2 separate regions of the Homo sapiens genome follow, and region 1 is linked to region 2. A link is a contact called in ENCODE Hi-C or POLR2A ChIA-PET data. All regions are on one chromosome and are shown on one strand. The core of a region is the stretch at or near the end of the contact, and the rest is flanking DNA. Distances in the headings are between cores, read along the strand shown. Region 1 has its middle 3.7 kb from the start of NDRG4. Region 2 overlaps LINC02137 (long intergenic non-protein coding RNA 2137).

What was found. Hi-C counts contacts between places; a loop is a spot of excess contacts on that map. ChIA-PET counts read pairs that join two places held with the same protein, here RNA polymerase II (POLR2A). Pooled maps may share reads with other maps.
Region 1: a pooled map shows a loop between it and region 2 (4-fold over the local background). The contact joins two enhancer-like sites. A Hi-C loop is called at or near these places in 5 of 168 maps with a recorded cell type or tissue (Caco-2, heart left ventricle and vagina) and 10 of 50 pooled maps. POLR2A ChIA-PET finds 5 or more read pairs at or near these places in 4 of 52 experiments (BJ, H1, MCF 10A and 1 more).

The regions. Positions count from the first base shown.
Region 1 is chr16:58,493,835-58,499,147 of GRCh38, forward strand. It overlaps a transcript of NDRG4 not described here and the pseudogene RNU6-103P. Among named protein-coding and RNA genes, the nearest start is that of NDRG4, 3.7 kb to the right of the region's middle. RefSeq lists enhancers at 1,797-2,352, 2,353-2,908. Within about 2 kb of position 1,788, at least 10 of the 41 ENCODE cell types and tissues checked have a DNase peak (open chromatin) inside an H3K27ac peak, as active enhancers do.
Region 2 is chr16:58,457,385-58,462,562 of GRCh38, forward strand. It overlaps LINC02137 (long intergenic non-protein coding RNA 2137), which reads left to right. Exons shown (of 4, transcript NR_187253.1): 3 at 4,087-4,198; 4 at 4,770-5,178. Among named protein-coding and RNA genes, the nearest start is that of LINC02137, 39 kb to the left of the region's middle. RefSeq lists an enhancer at 1,981-2,275. Within about 2 kb of position 2,479, at least 3 of the 41 ENCODE cell types and tissues checked have a DNase peak (open chromatin) inside an H3K27ac peak, as active enhancers do.

The sequences.
Region 1 (5,313 bases), core at 538-3,037, 36 kb after region 2:
GCCTGAAAGTGGCCCGAGTCTGAGCTGGCCAGCTGTCTTGTTGTACAGATGGGGAGACGGGGACCCAGAGTGGGTGAGTCGCACAGCCAGAGCCAGGCCCCCGCAGAGTGTCTGTGGGCCCCTCGGCCTCAGGGAGAGCCTGGCAACTCAGACGCGGGGTTCCAGCCCCCGCTCCTCCCCAGCCATCTGTGCAGCCTCGTAACCTGTGGGTGCATTTTGAGCCTCTCTCCCCTCATCGGTGAAGCCTGATTGTTCATCCAGATCTGTTTGTGTCTGGGGAGCCCCTTCCATGCCAGCATCATACTGAGAGCACAGCTAGATGTGGTCCCGCCCTCGTGGTGCCCGCGGTCCGGTGGGTAGAACACGCACTAGCCAGACTCAAACGGTTCACTGTGAAGTAAGCTCCAGTGATCTGAGGCACAAAGCGACCAGGTCTGGAGAGGTGGGAGCAGCTGCCACTGTAACTTTGTGTGGATTGGAAAAGGTCCCTCTTTCCCCCTCACTGTGTGGGCCTCAGCTTCCCCATCCCTACAAGTGGGCATGTTAGTCACGCCCACCTCCCCCCTTCCCTCCCTTCCTTCCACCCTTGTGGCCTGATGGTCAGACCATGAAAAACATCTATGGGAGCAGAAGGGCAAAGTGACCAACAGCAAGGATTTGCAGTGGGACATTCCAGCACTTTCTAGCCCTGTGACAGCCTCTCTGAGCCTCACCCTTGTGGCCTGTAAGATGGAATCCACACCTCCTTAATGAGGACGCTCACACGCTCCTCCACCAAGTACTTGGTAGCCAATGCCTGGCACTTCGGTGAGCCCTTGGTCACTTTTGTTAACATTGAGACAGACTGGTGGGCTGGGTGCGGTGTTTCATGCCTGTAATCCCAGCGCTTTAGGAGGCCAAGACAGGAGGATCATTTGAACCCAGGAGTTGGAGGATACAGTGAGCTGTGATTGCACCACTGCACTCCAGCCTGGGTGATAGAGTGAGACCCTGTCTCTAAAAAAAAAAAAAAAGAAAAGAAAAGAGAAAAGACAGACTAGGGGACAGAAATTGAGTCTGCTAAGGCCCCACGGGCTCCCCAGACCAGCCAGGGCCTAACTTGCCACCCCCTCTGTTTGCCTTCCCCTAGGAGAGCTCCGATGCCTTCCTCTTGGCTGCAGACACAGACTGGAAGGTAGGTCAAGGCTCAGACCCCCAAGATGTGGGACTGACAGCTGGCAGCCCCTCACCCCACCTGGCCAGGTCCCAGAGGAGGGTCACAGCCCTTCTGTGTGCCCCCTGCCTAACAGAGAGATGCTGGGGTGGGAGATGAACTGGCCCTGCTTCTGCGAGCAGCAGGGAAGAGACGGGGCCTCTAGGGGGAGTGAGAATGGAAAAGAGAGTGAGGGATGTTGTCATCTGAATCAGCATTTTCCTCCAATGAAAGGCAGGTTGACTCTAAAATAGCTCCTGTTTCCATGACAGCTGTTGCCAGGACAACCCTGTCCTCCTTAGTTGATGCCAGGTTCTCCGTGGAAACTGAAAGCGCCCTTTGTTTTTATTCCTCCGGGTGATGATGTTGCTCACTCGGCCAGTCGTTTCTCCCCTCTGAGTCCCACAGTGACCATTGATTTCCGGGTCTGGGAAAATGCCTGACAGCAGACACAAGGGAACCCTGCTGGGTTCTGGGGCCCCACTGGCCATCCCGACATGCTGAACCAATTCAGACCCTTCCTCCTGGTAAGGTGGAAGCAGCTCCCGAGTCTCTGTCCTTGCCTGGGCCTGACCTGGTTTTGGGTCAGCCTCCAAGCCCCGTGACAGCACCAGCCAAGTGGTCTGGATGCAGGGGTGACACGGAGGCGGGGCTGCCCTTTGGCTCGTCCCCCAGTGGGAGCAACGCGAGGATCAGTGTGAGAATCTGGGCCTGTGTGCTGGTCCCTCGGTCACGCGCCACTTCAAGGACGAGAGGGGAGACTTCAGGGCAGCCAATGTACATGTGCTCAGATCCTCCGGGAATGCCATCTCCAAGCACAAAGGGCTCTGGAGCTGGAAGGAGAGGCTAGGGTTCCGGCAGTGGGGAGTGAATGGGAGCCCAGGAGGTGGGATGGGAGGGAAGTGGTCGGGAGCTGGCCCAGGCTGGTGGGAAGGGACAGCCGGAGATCAGGGCAGGCTCACCAGGGGATTTTCTTTGTCCTCCATGCTGCAAATGAGGATGAGCTATGCAGGCAAATGGGCCCTGGAGGAGGGGGTTGGCCAAGTAAAATCTCAGAGCAGCCAGCCGGTGCCTCAACACACTGGTCCCACAGTGTGGGAGGCCGACGCCAACAGTGCTGATGCCAGCCCCAGCACACAGGCCCACGGTGTGGGGGACAGGCAGAGGGGAATCCTGGAGTCGTGGAGGAGACCCTACCATACCTCTGGGTTCCCAACTGCTGCTGCGAAGCTGCCTCTGGCCCCTGAGCCCTCTGAGCTGCAGCCCCGGAGTTGCGGGGCCCAGGGTGTGTGGGACCCCGGTTCTCAGGATCCTCTGCTTGGTAAAAGGCAGGTTGCATTAAAAGGCACCTTCCTGTCCACTCCTGTCACACCACATGGAGGCAGCATTTTTTTCGTTTTTTGTTTTAGAAAAGCAGCCACAAGAATGGATGGTCGTTATCTGGGCCAAGACCTGGCAGGGATTTTATCTCCTGCTCACTATGGCAGGCGTTGTCACTGTCCCCTGCCTCCGTGGGGGCAGCCAGTGGGGGAGGTAGTATAGCAGAGGGACTAACATGAGCCAGACAGACCTAGGTTCTGGCCCCGCCACTTCCAAGCATGTGACCTCCAGCCCAAGTCACTCCATTTGTCTACCGCATTTTCAGGGAGACAGGCAGCACGGACCTCCCGAGTGTTTCTAAGGCGATGGTGCCCATGGGCCCCTCATATGGACACTCAGCTGACCGTGACGAGTGGCCACCAGAGTGTGGAGTTAGCACCAAACTGCCTGGGTGTGGTTCCTGGCTCTGTGCCCACTAGCTGTGTGATGTTAGGCAGGTTACCAAACCTCCCTGTGCTTTATTTGCCTCATTTGTAAAGAGGGTATTAAGAGAGAAAATGAGTGCTCGCCCCAGCAGCACATATACCAAAATTGGAATGATACAGAGAAGATGAGCACGACCCCTGTACAAGAATGACCCACATATTCGTGAAGCCTTCCATACTTAAAAATATTTTCCAAAAAGAGGATAAAGGCTGGGTGTGGTGACTCATACCTGTAATCTCAGCACTTTCGGAGGCTGAGGCAGGTGCATCACTTGAGGTCAGGAGTTTGAGGCCAGCCTTGCCAATATAGTGAAACCCCATCTCTACTAAAAATACAATAATTAGCCAGGTGTGGTGGCAGGCGCTGGTAGTCCCAGCTACTTGGGAGGCTGAGGCAGGAGAATGGCTTGAACCCGGGAGGCGGAGGTTGCAGTGAGCAGAGATTGCACCATTGCACTCCAGCCTGGGCAACAGAGCAAGACCATGTCTCCAAAAAAAGAAGAAGAAGAAAAAAAAAGAGGGATAGAGAGAATGGGTAAAGCACTCCAAGAAAGCCTGGCACATGGAGGACATTTGAACATAGTGTTTGCCACTCTTGATTCTGAGACCTCAGGCCCACCCAGAGTGCTGGGGTACTAGTAGCTGCCGCTGCTTACTAGCCAAGTGAGGAAATTACCTAACCTCTCCAACTCTCAGTTTCCTCATCCCTTCTCATAGGTCCATGAGGATTATATGTATTATCCTTGCAGCTGCCTGTGCAGTAGGCACTGCTGTTTCTCCCATTTACATACGGAGGCTCAGAGAGGTTGATTGACTTCCCCAAGGTCACACAGCAAAGAAGTGGCAGAGCTATGAGTGGCACCAGGGTTTGGCTGGCAAGACCTGGGTTTGGCTGGCAAGACCTGAGCCTGCCTTGTCTGGCCACTGTAACTGCACAACCACCAGAAAAAGGGCCAACAATTTGGAGAGGCACACAGGCTGCCTCATTTCTCCCCTGCCAGGACCTGGGCAGGGGTGGGGTCAGATCTAGAGTGATTTCTGCAGTTTTTTCTGATTCTCACAGCAGCTTGGTGAGAAAGGCACACAGTCCCTGCTTTACAATTAGAAGCCTGAGACACAGAGAGGTTAAAAAAAAAATCTTGCCCAAGGTCACCCGGCTGGTAGGGGGCCAGGAAGGACTTAAACCCACGTCTGTGGGTTTGCAGACAGCTGAGCAGTCATGGAGGCTGTGGCTTGGAGTGGGCAGTGTCGCAGGTCAGCTTGTCACCTGGGTCCAAAGGTGGGGAGAGGCCACTCAGGGGTCAGAGGTTGGAGTGGGCGTAGGATTGGGTGGGGCCTTGGGGGACATGGGAGGGCATTGTGGGCAGAGGGCAGGGCTGTGCCTCAGTTTTCCAAGCCTCTTCCTGTGCCACAGTGCCTGCAGGAATGGGGAGCATGGCCAGGAGGTGACGGGCCAGGGGGACTCCCCATTCTACTTCCTGCTGCCCTGGGGAGCACAGGGCCTGTCAGTCTTCCCTAGGCCTCCAGAGTAAGAGGTGAGAGATGGAATAGGTGCCCCCAGGCAGAGGACATGACCAGCAATAGTGTACATAGCAGGTGTCGACCAGGTCAGCAGGTACCCAGAGATGAAGAGATGACCACTTTCTCCAAGGGCAGCCAGTCAGCATGCAGGGCCATCAGCATGGGCTGGGGTGAGTGGCGTGTTCCTTCTTCAGCAAGACAGGGAGAGGAAGCCGGATAGGAGGCAGCTACTGACGTTGACATGCCCACCTCCTGTAGACCCACCCGGCCCTTGTTCCTGGAGGCAACCAGTTTGGGGCTTGGCTCTCGGGTATCTGGGGAGCAGGACACTAGGGCTATCTCAGGCTCTGTGCCCTGACCCCACCCTTGCCCAGGCCCTGGCAGGAGAGAAATGGGGCAGTCTGTGTGCCTCTCCAAACTGTTGGCCCCTTTTCTGGCAGTTGTGCAGTTATCGTGGCCAGACAAGGCAGGGTCAGGTCTTGCCAGCCAAACCCTGATCCCACTCATAGGTCTGCCACTTCTTTGCTGTGTGACCTTGGGCAAGTCAGTCAACCTCTCTGAGCCTCCATATATAAATGGGAGAAACAGCAGTGCCTACTGCACAGGCAGTTGCAACGATAATACATATAATCTTCATGGATTTGGGAGCATAGGCACGCAGCAGCCCCCTTCTCTCTGTGGCTCCTGCTCTCCCAGCCTTGGGCCCCCTCCTCTGCTTCCCTCTCTGGCCTATTTCCTCTCCTCCTGTGCACTTCTTGGCCTTTCTTCTCCTCTGCTCACTCCACCTGCAGGCCT
Region 2 (5,178 bases), core at 1,229-3,728:
GGAGGAGAGCCTGGATGGTCACCCGCCACTCTCCATGAGGGGTGCTTTTCCCTAGACCAAGTCCCACCTTTCAAGGGAAACTGAGACAAGGAAACCTTAGCTCTGGTCCACGTGACAAAGTGTAGAGTTTAAAACAGAAGCTTCTGAAACTGAGGTCAAATAGTTCATCCCCGGCCTGCCTCAATTTTTTTTGGTTGTTGTTGTTTTATTTTGAAATGATTGTAGATGTACAGGAAGTTGCAAAAAAATTAGTACAGAGAGGTCCAGTGTAGCCTTCATTCAATTTCCCCCAATGATAACATCTTACATAACCATAACAAAGATCAGGCTGGGCACGGTGGCTCACGCCTGTAATCCCAGCACTTTGGGAGGCCGAGGTGGGTGGACTGCTTGAGGTCAGGAGTTCATGACCGCCTGGCCAACATGGTGAAACCTTGTATCTACTAAAAATACAAAAATTAGCTGGATGTGGTGGTGCACATCTGTAGTCCTGGCTACTCCGGAGGCTGAGGCAGGAGAATCACTTGAACCTGGGAGGCGGAGGTTGTAGTGAGCCAGAATCAGGCTGCTGCACTCCAGCGTGGGTGACAGAGGGAGACTCCATCTCAAAAACAAACAGACAAACAAACAATAAAAACACACACACACCATAATACAAGATCAAAACAAAACCTCAGGCTTTGAAATGAGGTGGAGGTTGTAGTGAACCAAGATCGTGCCATTGCACTCCATCCTGGGCAACAAGAGAAAAACTCCATCTAAAAAAAAAAAAAAACAAAAAAACTAATACAATGTAAATGCTGTGTAAATAGTTGTTATGCTGTATTGTTTTTTATTTGCATTACTTTATAGTTACATTATTTTATTTTTTAATATTTTTGATTTGTGGTTGGTTGAATCCATGGATGTGGAACCCATGGACACAGAGGGCCACTGTATATATGTGTGTGTTTGTGTGTGTGTGTGTATATGTGTGGTGTGTGTGTGTGTGTGTGTGTATGTGCGTATGTATATATATAAAGCATTGAAGATCATACCCCCAAAATGTTAACACTGCCTATTGTTAGGCAGTGGAATTATTAGTGATTTTTATTTTCCCCCTGCATAAGGTTTATGCATTGAATATACATAACTATTATAATTTGTAAACAATATTATCAGTTCCACCTCTTGCCTTGACTCAGCACCAACTGGGTTTCCATGAGCCTGCTAAAGTTTCCAGGGGAAGTGGAGGGACATTTGCAAATGGCACTGGAGGGGGCTCTACTGTCCTCAGGAACCGAGGAGACAGTGGGGTGTCCAGAGTTACCAGGATAGCAAGGGGCTGGCCCTGCAGGGCAAAGGGCCCTTACATATCATGGGAGAAAGGGGATTGCAATAAAACCAGTGAGTCGTCCACGGTGGCCCAGGAGCAGGGAGCAGATAATCTGGTAACTGGTGAAATTCCAGAGCCAGGCTGAGGCCGGGAACTCTTCCCCACCCGCTTCCTCGTTCCAGCTTCCTCACCATCTACTCATGCATACCCAGGCCTCTCCACCTCAATTCAGGAGCTCCCATTGAGGGGCAGGGCTGCAATGTGCTTAGCTCTGTGCCTCCCTGAGCTCAGCACAGGGCCTGGCTGATCCAGTGTAGGATGGATGGATGGATGGATGGATGTTCTCTCCCTTTCGTCCGCCTCCCATCTCCATCTGCTGATCTTCCACCTCTTGGGGGCTCAGATGCCTCTTCCTCCAGGAAGCCCTTGCTGAGTCCCCTAGGCCTCCACTGCACTCTATGGTAACATCAATTACTCATCTTAGTAGAGTCGGCCTGGTACTGAGATTATGGGACTCTGAGCTGGTTTCCATCAGTGCATGAACCTTAAAGTCAAGGTCAATGTCCTGATCAGCTCTGTTCTCCATTGAACCCCACAACACCAAAAAGACGCTCAATCAATACTATGAAAGGAAAGAAAGGAGCCTCTCTTCTCTCCCTGAGTGTGGCTCAAGATTCGGAAGTAGGGAGTGTTACTGGGGAGGGGGAGACAGTTCCTATCTCCCCCACCCCTGCTAAGGGAAGAAGATTCATTGGCCCCAGGTTCATCATCTGCACCTCTGACTCCATCAGCTGGTTCTTTCTACTTGCTCCCAGTCATGGTCACGAGGGGATGGTGACTCAGCCCAATTCATCACCACAATGGAAAAACCCAGTCACCTGTCCTCCTGGCAGCAGGACTGGAGCTGCCTCTGTCTGTGGAAGGGCAGCAAGCCATACTGTTTTCAAGGTCCTTTTGTCTTTTACCTGCTGAAAAATCAAAAATTTAAAGAATGGAGGAGTACCACTGGTTTACATTTACAGTGTGGTATGAATCTCAACAACGAGGGATCGTTGAGATCCCTATGTTCCCTCCACGCCAGGCTCCAAGTCAAATGTCCATGTGCATCATCTTACAACAGTTTCACAAGACCATTGTTATCTGAAGTGGTCACTGGTCACTCTTGGCCCCCAGCAGCTGACACACCCTTTCTACAAGGCAGAGCCCACCTCCCACTAGAGAAACTGAAAACATCTTTCCCCAGCTTTGCTTACAGCTTTGCCAAAGTATATGACCTATGCTCCTCCAATCAGACATCCCATTCTATTTATTTATTTATTTATTTATTTACTTATTTATTTATTTATTATTTACCGAGACAGAGTCTGTTCTGTCACCCAGGTTGAAGTGCAGTGGTGCAATCTCATCTCACTGTAACCTCCGTCTCCCAGGTTCATGCGAGTCTCCTGCCTCAACCTCCTGAGTAGCTAGGACCACAGGCGTGTATCACCATGACTGGTTACTTTTTGCATTTTTTGTAGAGACAGGGTTTTGCCATGTTGCCCAGGCTGGTCTTGAACTCCTGGGCTCAAGCAATCTTCCTGCCTCAGCCTCCCAAAGGGCTGGGATTACAGGTGTGAGCCACTGCACCTGGGCGTGTTCTGTTCTTGGTTGTTAATTAGAAACTAGTGGCACGAGGAAGCCAAGACCACACAGAATCCACTGCGGTGAGGACTGGGGAAGCAGCAGCTGAGTTCCTGATGGCAGTGCCCAGTGACCACGTCCAGGGGTGGCACTGGCTGCAGCTTCTGTGCTGGGGGATGGCAGTAGTGGTTTTAACATCAGGCCAACATAGCAGTGTCAGGCCTGGCACCTGATATTCCAAGAGATGCCCACCCTCCTTTTTTTTTTTTTTCTTTTTCTTTTTTGAGACGGAATCTCACTCTTTTGCCCAGGCTGAAGTGCAGTGGCAGGATCTCGGCTCACTGCAACCTCTGCCTCCTGGGTTCAATCAATTCTCCTGCCTCAACCTCCCAAGCAGCTGGGATTATAGGCGTGTGCCACCACACCTGGCTAATTTTTGTATTTTTGGTGAGGTTTCACCATGTCGGCCAGGCTGGTCTTGAACTCCTGACCTCAAGTGATCTGCCCGCCTCAGCCCCCCAAAGTGTTGGGATTACAGGGTGAGCCACCATGCCCGGCCTATCCTCCTTTTAACAAAGCCTTTTTCTGCTTCAATTAGCCAGAGTAGGTCTCTATTTCTTGCAATTAAACACCCTGACTAGATATATCAGCCTGAGTTTACAGATGAGAAGTGAAGGCTCATTTGAGATCTTTAGAAAGGTTATCTCATCTCCGACCTGGGTGCAGGCCAGTGATCTTCTGCCCATTTTACAAGGCAGTGACTTAGGAAGCATGTTTCAAGTAATTAGGAGCAAGGCTGGGGGGACACTTTCTTAGAGGCCTCCTGTCCCAGGCAACAGCTTGGCTCTCTGCACTGTTCTGCTTTTCACTGTTAATCCAACCTGCTCCCAAACATCACCCCTCCTCCGCAGAGTGCTGAAGATGAAGAGAGCCCAGCGGCACAGGGGACCCAGAGCTTGCCCTTCTGCTGACTCAGTAGTGACTCCGCTGCCTGTCATGACTGATGTTTCCAGAAGGGTCAGGGCCTCCTCAACCTACCTCTTCCTTATGCACCTTTGTTTGATGCAATAGCCCTGGGGACTCTCACGATTACGTTTCTTCTTCATCTATTGTCTCCACTTTTATTTATTTATTTATGTATTTTTTAGACTCTATCACCCAGGCTGGAGTGCAGCAGCGCGATCTCGGCTCACTGCAACGTCCGCCTCCTGGGTTCAAGTGATTCTCCTGCCTCAGCCTCCTGAGTAGCTAGGATTACAGGTATGTGCACCACGCCCAGTTAATTTTTGTATTTTTAGTAGAGATGGGGTTTCACCATGTTGGCCAGGCTGGTCTTGAACTCCTGACCTCAGGTGATCCACCCACCTCGGCCCCCAAATGTGCTGGGATTACAGGCATGAGCCACCGCGCCCGGCCCTACTGTCTCCACTTTTAGGAGTTCAAATCCACAACCTGACTCACTGGAATGCTCACAGGAGTTCATGAACTATCTGAGCTACATGGATAGTCTGCATGAGTTCAAGGCCACTGCAGACACCATGTCTCAGACAGGCGTGTCATAGTGTCAAAGCTCCTGTTAGGCAGCCTGCAGAACAGCCTAGGCCCCGTGAATTATGTCACTAGAACATCAACAATTAATTTTGTCCAATGACAAAGTCTGAAATGACTGAAAAGGGTAGGACTCAGGTAAGCCTGAAAGAATCTCTCATGCGATAATAACAATTTCATCATGAATAATAATAATGACCATGTATTGAACACTTAAACTTAAGTCATGCGTCTGGCACTATATTAAGCATTTTCTTTATATTCTGTTATTTAATCTTTACAGGAATCCTGAGGTCAGCATCATCCCAATTTCACAGAGTATGACATGACGTCTCAGAGAGGGTAAGCAGCTTGCCAAACATTCCACAGCCAGGAAGCTGTAGGACCAGCCTGTGCTCCTAAGGACTGGCTCCTGGCTGCTATATATAGAACTAAGCCTGGTGGAGGTGTCAGAAATAGAGGTTCACTTCTGTCATCACCGACCTCCCTCCACACCTTTGCAAAGGAGGAAACTGAGAGGCAGGGATTTCCGCAGAGCAAGGAACCCAAATTGCTGCCTCCTGTGATTTATACACTGCACCCCAAGCTGTAGGGGTAACCCAAGGACAAAGCTGTAACCCAAGCGGGAACATATGCCCCATCTGGGGCCACCAAAATCTTACCAGCTTCCTCAGCTGGTGGATCGGTTAATT